Linked DNA regions of Homo sapiens: region 1 is linked to region 2. Evidence: read pairs that join two places in POLR2A ChIA-PET (ENCODE). Cell type or tissue: K562. All regions are shown on one strand. Each heading gives the region's core, and the rest is flanking DNA. Links, peaks and the distances in the headings are about the cores only.

Region 1 (4,380 bases), core at 302-4,301, 370 kb after region 2:
CACGATGCTCCGTCTTCAGCCAGCATCCCGTGGGCACAGGCGCAGGCCCGCTGCCCACGGCCCCGGTACAGGCACAGCTGCTGGCACCCGCCATTGGCCACCGCGCACACGTTGGTGCCTGGGGGAGGGGAGGGTACAGAGGGCAGGGCCTGCCTTGGGAAAGGCTCACTGGTGCCTTTGTCATCCAGGCTTTGGCGAAAGCTCTGCCCTCTGCCTCGGTATTCCCAGCTTGAATGACCCTCCAGGGCCCAGAGTCCAATGCCAAGATCTGTCCCAGAGCACCTCAGCCTTTCCTCCCCATCCCTGGGTCTCTCGGGCCATCGGAAGTTGCCCCATGGGTCTAACTTGTCTCCCAGCCCTCTCACACTGGGTTCCCTGGGGAGCACTCTCCCAGGCCAGAGTCCCCCTCACCTCTCCACCCCAGCCCAGAGCCCCAGCCTCACCTTTCTGCCGGTCCCGGTTGAAGACTTTGATGTCTTTAAGCTGGACGCCGATGCCGGTTCGCAGGGGCACGGAGTCTGTGGCATTGTCTTTGCTCCCGCGCTTGATAGAGCCGTTGGCATGAGTCCTGAGGGAAGGACAGGGCACAAGCAGGGCATCAGTGGAGGCAGGAGGGAAGGAAGAGATCAGCTGAGGAGGCCAGGACAGAAGCCCTCACCTGTCACTCCAGTAGATGAAATCCTCAAACACAGACACTGAAAACATGTCCATGTTGTTGCTGGACAGAACCACCTCGCGGTTCTCACCTGTCTCCAGGTCGATCCGTTCAATCTTGTCTGTCCGTGCATCGCACCAGTACAGCTTCCCATCCTACAGGCCAGAGGCACCCACCTCACCTCCAGGGCTGAGCTCGCTGCCAGCCCCATGTCTGGGGCAGCAGGGAGTGCCTGGGCCAGAGTGAGGCCCTCAGTTCAGCCTCCCCTAACTCACTCCTGCCTCCTGCATACACTCCTGCCCACTGCCCTGCTGATAAGGTGACCTCCAGGCATCTCTCCACTCCCCCACTCCCCACTTCTGAGCGACCCCTGCCCATCATCTCTGTGGTAGCAGGAGTCCTACTCTGGGTGGAGGGCTGGGCTGGGAGACCCTGTGACTTCCCCTGGGCTCCAAGTCCTCCCAGAATGGGCTCATCACAGGGAACAGGAGCCTGGGTCAGGGGTCTACCATCGGATCCAAGGCCAAGTTGGCGTGCGAACCTGGTAGTCCACTGAGATGCCGTTGGGCCAGCTGATGCTGACGTTGACCAGCACCACACGCTCCGTGCCATCTAGCCGAGACCGCTCAATACGCGGATACTGACCCCACTCAGTCCAGAACAAGTACCTGTAGGGTGGGGGTGGAAGTGGGGGTCAGTCCTCAGACCCTGGAGGAGACAGGGCCTCATCAGCATGGGCCATGGGCAGAATGACAAGGCCAGTCTTTCCAGCTCCTCACCCTTTCTCCGGGTGGACGGTGATGGCCCGGGGCTTGTCTAGACCCTGGGAGATCACCACGTAGCGGAAGGAGCCATTGAGCCGGGCGACCTCGATGACATCAAAGCCCTGGTCTGTCCAGTAGATGTTGCCTAAGGAGGGAGTTGGTGGGGCTCAGGGAGGTTAGGTGAGGACAGGTGGACCTGGTGTCTCCAAGCTCCCAGGCACCCCTACAGCTCCTCTTCCTGCTCCCGCCAACTCCTCCTCTCACTTCGTCCCCCAGTCCTCTGCCACACCCCAAGCCCCACAAACCTGCCCACTGCTCACCTGCGATCCAGTCCACTGCAATGCCCTCCACACGGCCAATGCCATTGGTCACCACGTCTTCACGCCACGTCTGGTCCCGCTTGGCCCGGCTGATCGTGCTCAGGCCCATGTCCACCCAGTAGATGGTGTCATTTTCTGGAGGTGGAGGAGGTGACATGGGGATGCCCAATAAGGCAGGGGTAAGGTGAGGGGTCAAAATCTCACAAGGCTCAAGACAGAGGTGAGAGAGTGCCGGAGGGGCCAGGTGCTTGAAGGGGAGGTGGAGTCAGGGTGGCAGCTGTAGCAAGTGCCCCACCTCAGGCCAATTCAGGCAGCCTCTCACTGGACCCTCAGGGCACACCACACCACCCCTAAAGCTCCTACGCCACGCCCAACTCCCTCTGCCACCAAATGGCTCACCAGCGTGGAAGTCGATGCCGACAGCCAGCGAGGTCCCGGACACTGGGACCAGGGCATCTGACTTGTCATTGGGATCCAGGGGAATTCCCCTGATTCCCTCATGCACAGAGTACAGGAGAAAGGAACCTACGCCTGAAAGACAAGGAAACTTAAGGCATGGGTATCGCCAACACTCCCTTAAACTTGGTTCCTGTCACCCTCCAACTGTTCTCTGCTTCTCCTTTGATATCATCCCCCCCCACCATCATCCCTATCCTCCACCCAGCACACACACCCTAGCCTGAGGCCAGAGCATGGGCCGGGAGGAAGCGCACCTGGCTGGTAGCTCTGGGGAACCACCTGCAGGACCCCTAGCCACCATGAGAGGGCAGCAGAGACTCGGATTTCTCACCCTGTGCTCTGCCGGCCTCCACCCAGCACAACCCAACCCTGCACCCCTGCAAGTTCCTTAGGGAAAGTCTGGGAGTTCAGACCAGACAATCAGGACTAGGTGACTCCAAAATCTAGACTTCCAGTTTGGTGCTCAGCCTGATCCTAGTTTCCTCTTTGTCCTCCCTCTGTCTGGTCTATGCCACACCCTCTCTCCAACATCAAAAACTCAACCCCCTAAGGTCACTCCGAAGCCAGTCTCATTCCCAGTTATCCCATTTCTTTTTCTTTTCTTTTCTTTTGTTTTTCTTTGTTTGTTTTTTTTGAGACGGAATTTCACTCTTGTTCCCCAGGCTGCAGTACAATGACGCGATCTCGGCTCACCACAACCTCCGCGTCCCAGGTTCAAGTGATTCTCCTGCCTCAGCCTTCCGAGTAGCTGGGATTACAGGCATGCACCACCATGCCCGGCTAATTTTGTATTTTTAGTAGAGACAGGGTTTCTCCGTGTTGGTCAGGCTGGTCTTGAACCCCGGCCTCAAGGTAATCCGCCCTCTTTAGCCTCCCAAAGTGCTGGGATCACAGGCATGAGCCACGCACCTGGCTCTTTTTTTTTTTTTTTTTTAATTGAGATGGAGTCCTGATCTGTCGCCCAGGCTGGAGTTCAGTGGCACAATATTGGCCCACTGCAACCCTTGAACCTTCCCGGTTCAAGTGATTCTCCTGCCTAGGTCTTCTGAGTAGCTGGGATTACAGGTGCCCACCACCACGCCCAGCTAATTTTTGTGGTTTTAGTAGAGACGGAGTTTTGCCATGTTGGCCAAGCTAGTCTCAAACTTCTGACCTCAAGTGATCGGCCGGCCTCAGCCTCCCAAAGTGCTGGGATTACAGGCTTGAGCCACTGCGCCTGGCCCAGTTTTCCCATGTCTTGAGGCACCACTACCCATGCACCTCAGAATCCTCCCTTGCCTTTATCCCTTTGATACAGCACATCCCAAAGTGAATCCCCACATGGTCCCTGGTTGCTCAGACTCAGTGAAAAAAAAATGAATGGTCAAGTGAGTTTTGGAAAACCCCAAACGCTTGAAAAATTCTTGGCACACATAAACATATTCAAGGCTCTGAGAAGTTCTGCAGCACAAAACACTTTTAAACTTTGTTCAACTCAGAGTTTCTTTTGGTAAAATCTACCCACATCAAAGAGGGAGGCTCCTAGGAATGCACTTTTGGGAAATGCTGTCCCCCAGCAAGCTCATAAATCAGTTAGCAGGTTCTTGTGAAATGCGTCTGGGTTTCATTTCTTTTCTTCAACCCTTACTGAGCCCAGCCCAGGCCCATCATCTCACACTCTGATTACTCCTAATGGCCTCCTAACTGGTTTAACCGCCTCTGTTTCTTCCCCACCACCATTGCGGCCAGGTTGATCTTCCCCAAACATCACTTTCCAGGCACTCCTGGCTCAGAACACAGGAGCCCCGCCTAGCTCACAGCCTTATCTCCAGGACTTCCCCACACTTTGCCCACCACTCTTGGCTGGGGCTCCTGCACACACCTTGCCTTGTGTATAGTTCCCTCTCCTTTGAACAATGCATCCAAATCCTACTTGTCCTAGAAAACCCAGCTCAGAGCATGCCTCTTCCATGCAGCTGCCCCGATCTGCCTGCTGACATCTATTTTTCCAAAATCCTACTGGAGGCACTGGAGAGTCATAGCCACTTCATAGTCCAGTGTCCCCTACACGACGAATGTAGTCTTGTCCCCAAGGTAAGAAGAGGAAGGTGGGGCTGTAGGGTAGGAGGGGTCAGGGTTGGGGAGCTGGGACAAGGCTGGGAGGAAAGCCAGGCACTGACCCTCGCAGGCCTGCTGGCCACTC
Region 2 (4,380 bases), core at 297-4,296:
CATAAATATTTGTTGACTAAACATAGATATTGACAAGGAAGGGAGCAAGAAGATACTTGGGATCTGGAGGTTTGCATGAAACAATTAGTAAAAAGGAAAAGTGTTACCCACTTCCCAATTTTGTCAAAGCTAGCTTGTGGGGAGATAGCATATAAAATAGTGATAATATCTAACTCTTATTGAGGGTTTACTGTGTGCCTGCCATGTTACAAAGCAGTTTATATGCATTATCTCATTTAATGTTCACAGTAATCCTAGGACATAGATACTATTATTATTACCACTTTATAGATGACGAAACAGGCTCAAAGAGGTCAGGTAGCTTCCCCACAGTCACATGGCTGAGAAATGGTAGAGCACAGTTTCAAATTCAAGCAATCTGATTCCAGACCCACACTGCAAAGTGATCCAAGAACTGAAATGCCAACACTGTGTCAGAGCCTTATCAAGGCTTTTTCTTCCCCTACTCCATATCCCCCCTCCTCACATTTGGGCATTTTTCCAAGTATTTCCAGACAGAACTAAAGCCTTTCATCACTCCCTTTTTCCAACCTCAATCCCATTTTCAGAAGTATGTAATTCTGCCACCCACCCTCTCTACCTCCAGGTAATCGAAGACTCTGTGAGTTGTTAATGAGAAATAGTCACAGAGTCCCTCCTCCTCTTAGAAATGTCGCCGAAATCCAATCTCTCTCCCACCCCCAGCAGTCTAAGTGCTCCTTATAGCCTTCTCTGAAGGGCCTCTCTTCAGAGTCCCACAGTCCAGGGTTCTTTGTTCTCTTTTAATTTAATCACACTCCGAGCCTCCCTGGTGTCTCCTCTTCCATTTGTGTATCCCAGCACCTTTCTGTACTTTTCTATCATGTGTGCTGACTGAAGCTAATTGGGGCTGGGGGTTTAAGATCAGGGGTCCAAAGATGACCAACCTGTTCAACCCTCAGTAAAGCACTTGGTATAAGCTGAACTTCAAGTGCCAGGCCTGATTTCCATAGTGACACCCGTGGGGATTGTTGCCATGGTAATGCTGGAGAGACACTGGCCACAATGAACGTTACTTCTCGTCTCCATTTTTCTTTATGAGACTCCCCCAAAGCAAAGGACAGCCCTGCTCCCCACTTCAGATATCAAATCCCAGGCCACCCCAAACAATACTGATTCTGCTCCAATAACCCTGCAGGTCCCAACCTAGCTTTGCCAAGTGAGGTACACAATGGTCCTAGTTTCTTGCATTAAGAACCCACTTAACCATTGGGAGACCTGAGGGAGGTAGCTGTGTACACTTGAATGAAGGGGAAAGAGAAAGAGTGTGTGTGTGTATGTATGTGTTTCTTCACTGTCATCCCTCCCACATCTGGTACAGATGCAGCAGTCCAGACAGCAGGCACTGGGACACTGCTGAGAAAGACCAAGGCAGAGGAAGACAGACACTTAAATGGGTCTGGCGAAAAAGTCACACTGGATTCTGAGTGTGCAAAAGCAAAACAAGATGGGCACCACACACAGACGGTGACCCAGACACCCTTCTGCTATGACTCAGGCCATTAACTTTGGCTAAGCCCCATCCCCCAGGTTCCTGGAAGAAGTCAGAGGAGTAGGGGAGAAAAAAGGCACACAGAGCTGTCTCTCCAGCTTATTCTCCTACCCTCTAACAAGCAGAACAAAGCCCACGAACAGAAGGGACTCTGAAGCTCAGCGCTGGCCGCAGTGCTGCAGAGGCGAAGGGGAGAGCAGTCACAGGAAGGAGTAGGGGCTGCATTGGGAAAGATTATCTCTCCCACCTTCACTCTTCCCGCACCTTCCTAGACATCCTGAAGCAGCCTCCCCCATTAATTCCTAAGCCAGCTCCCGACCTGGTGGGCTCCAAAAAGAGCTAGAGGGGAAAAGAGAAAAAGGAGTAGGAATTTCCTTCCCTTGTTGGGACCCTCAAGGGTCTCCTAAAAATCATGTCTCCTGTAGCCCTCATTCCCTAAATGATGAATGAATATTAAGTCTGAAAAAGCAAACTCCAAGGATGTTGCCTAAGACAAAATGGCCCCCCCGTAAGCATTTATCTTCAAGTGAGAGATTGACAGGGAGGGCTAGGGTGAGGGAAGATACGAGCAAGACAAAGGTACAGCCCTACAGATATCAGGCAAAACAGACAAGGAAGATCCAGCTGTGGAGCTGAGATGGAATCTGAATTGGCAGGGGGCCTGGGGCTTCTATTCATCTTTCCTCCTTGCCCACCTCCCACTGTGTGTCTCTCCTGTTTAGCTGGGCTAACAACAGATCGACACCACACCCCTCTTACCAACATCACCCCCTGCCCCATCCCACTATACTAGGATGGCCCAGAGAGCCTAAAGGAGTTGGTTCAGTCTTACTGGAAAAACCTCCCAGAGCAAGGAAATTGGGCCTAAAAGTTTTGCCCCCATCATCACCCTCCTCCTGTTTCTCAGCCTTTATGTCTCAGGGGGATCTGAAGCTCCAACTCTCACAACTAATGCTGGCTATCCAGGACACTCTGAGAGGGGTCCTCCAGAGTTGATCCAGGAGTTGTTTTGTGGTTGTTTTGTTTTGTTTTGTTTTGTTTTTAGCCCAGCCAGACTGAACAGACTGCAGGGCCAGCGAGGTCCCTGAAGCAAAAAGAAACAGAGGCCCTCTCCATGTGGCAAATACATACACAGAGAGAGAGAGAGAGAGAGAGAGAGAGAGAGAGACCAAAAGCATCCATTTGAGTTAACAGTGTGGGTAAGGGTGCAAGGTGGTGACAGACTGGGGCCCTTGGGGACTGGTAAGCAGGTCTCCCCCGAAGCATGTTTATTCAAAGTCCCATTCTCACTGACTCAGAAGGCCCAGGCTTCCTCCCCTTCTTTCCTTCATTCCTTTAACAAGCCTGTGTCCAGGTGCTCTGTGCCAAGCACTGTGGATAAAGATACATAAGAAGCACCTCTGACCTTGACTGCCCTCGTACATGCCCCTCCCTCCTCAAGCTAGTTTTTGTTTCCTGGCCCAGCACCCCTCAAGCCCTACAGGACTCGACCCCAGATCTTTTCTCCCCACACACAGCCTGAGGTCCCTACCAACCTCAGGGGGAGTGGGCAAGGCCTAGAATTTCCCTTTGGGCCATTACAGATAAAGGTGCAGAACAGAAACCTGGGTAGGCAATGTGATAGAAGAGATGGGAGGTTTGCAGTCACAGATTTAGGTTCAGATCCATGGATGAATAGCATGACCTTGAGAAAGTTATTCAAGTTCTTTGGGCCTCAATTTCTGCATCTGTAAAATGGAAATATTGATACTACTTCTGAATGTTGTTTTGGGGGTTAAATAATATACGTAGAGTAACAGGCCCACTGTTAATATTAGTTCCCTTAAGATATCCTCCTTGGGTAGGGCTGTCATGATGAGGTAGAGCTGGATGGCTACTTTCTATTGGATCCTCAAGAGAAAGGATGAATAAGCAGGTACTGACTAGGATCTCAGGGTTTGGGCATTTTTCTTTAGGGGGGTCAGTTGGGGAATCTGAAACCCTCTTCCTACTGTACCTGGGACCAAAAGGCAGACCTGACCTTAGGATTCCAGAGGCTCCCCCCAAGATTGGGTGTGGCATCAATGATTTCTTTCCCAGTAAACCCTGCATCAGACCTACTCCCCACAACACACACACAAAAATCCAGGCTATAACTACTTTAGGGAATGATGGAAGGTTTGGTCTTAGAGCCCACTTCCATCCACACTCTGCAGAGACCCTGGACTGCTCACCTCCCATCTAATCCACCCAAAAGTCTTCCGCCTTACCTTCCGGGAGGTGGGGGTAGAGATCTGAGCCAATAACAAAGGGAAGATGCGCTTTCTCTTGGGGAGCGGGTGGTGGAGAAGGGGAAAACATCAGAAAAACATGGGACTGGTTCTAACGGGTGGAGACGCTGCAGACAGCAGCAAAGGGGAGTTGGATCTCCCGAAGGTAGGAAAGCAGCCCCCTGCCACTCTGCAGAGACTCGGCCGCTGGCCTGGCCAGGCCACACCCAGCCATCCTGATGCAGGGGAGAGGAGGGGCTGCGGGGAAGAGGATGAAGGATGAGCGGCGGGGAGGGGGAGCAAAGGGACCAGCAGAGACTAAGGCTCTGCGGGGGGCGGGGAGATTCAGCCACCTGCCCCCTCCCCGAATTCCCTCCTGGGCGACACTCACCCCAATAACGACGCTGTCGTCCCCTTGGAAAATGGGGATGAACTTGTCTCCCCGCAGAATCTCAGCCTGGTTCAGGGGCCGGAATCGGCAGAGCACCTTGATGCTACATTCGTTGTTGGTCTCCGCCATGGTGGTAGCCGGCGTGGGGCTGGGACTCTTCTTGGGCTGCAGGGGTGGTGTGTGCTCCAGAGGAGAGGGCTCTCAGCAGA

The links. Peaks named below come from ENCODE experiments on the same cell type or tissue, not always from the same donor. Only the 100,000 strongest peaks of a DNase experiment are listed, where the experiment ranks them.
Region 1: POLR2A ChIA-PET joins it to region 2 with 5 read pairs; 1 of 35 experiments calls an interaction of 5 or more read pairs at or near these places.

What each region holds. Positions count from the first base shown.
Region 1 is chr12:57,181,269-57,185,648 of GRCh38, reverse strand. It overlaps LRP1 (LDL receptor related protein 1), which reads right to left. Exons shown (of 89, transcript NM_002332.3): 34 at 4,358-4,380; 35 at 2,139-2,270; 36 at 1,740-1,874; 37 at 1,435-1,564; 38 at 1,197-1,323; 39 at 659-810; 40 at 444-568; 41 at 1-118. Among named protein-coding and RNA genes, the nearest start is that of MIR1228, 11 kb to the left of the region's middle. RefSeq lists a silencer at 2,538-2,587. In K562, for the core only: a CTCF peak has its summit at 2,505 (motif pointing right); a DNase peak (open chromatin) is centred at 2,498; H3K27me3 peaks cover 2,937 bases.
Region 2 is chr12:57,550,192-57,554,571 of GRCh38, reverse strand. It overlaps KIF5A (kinesin family member 5A), which reads right to left. Exons shown (of 29, transcript NM_004984.4): 1 at 4,172-4,380. The coding sequence starts at 4,300. Among named protein-coding and RNA genes, the nearest start is that of KIF5A, 2.3 kb to the right of the region's middle. RefSeq lists an enhancer at 3,601-4,193. In K562, for the core only: no CTCF peak of the experiment used is centred there; DNase peaks (open chromatin) are centred at 1,031, 1,541 and 2,071; H3K4me3 peaks cover 2,214 bases.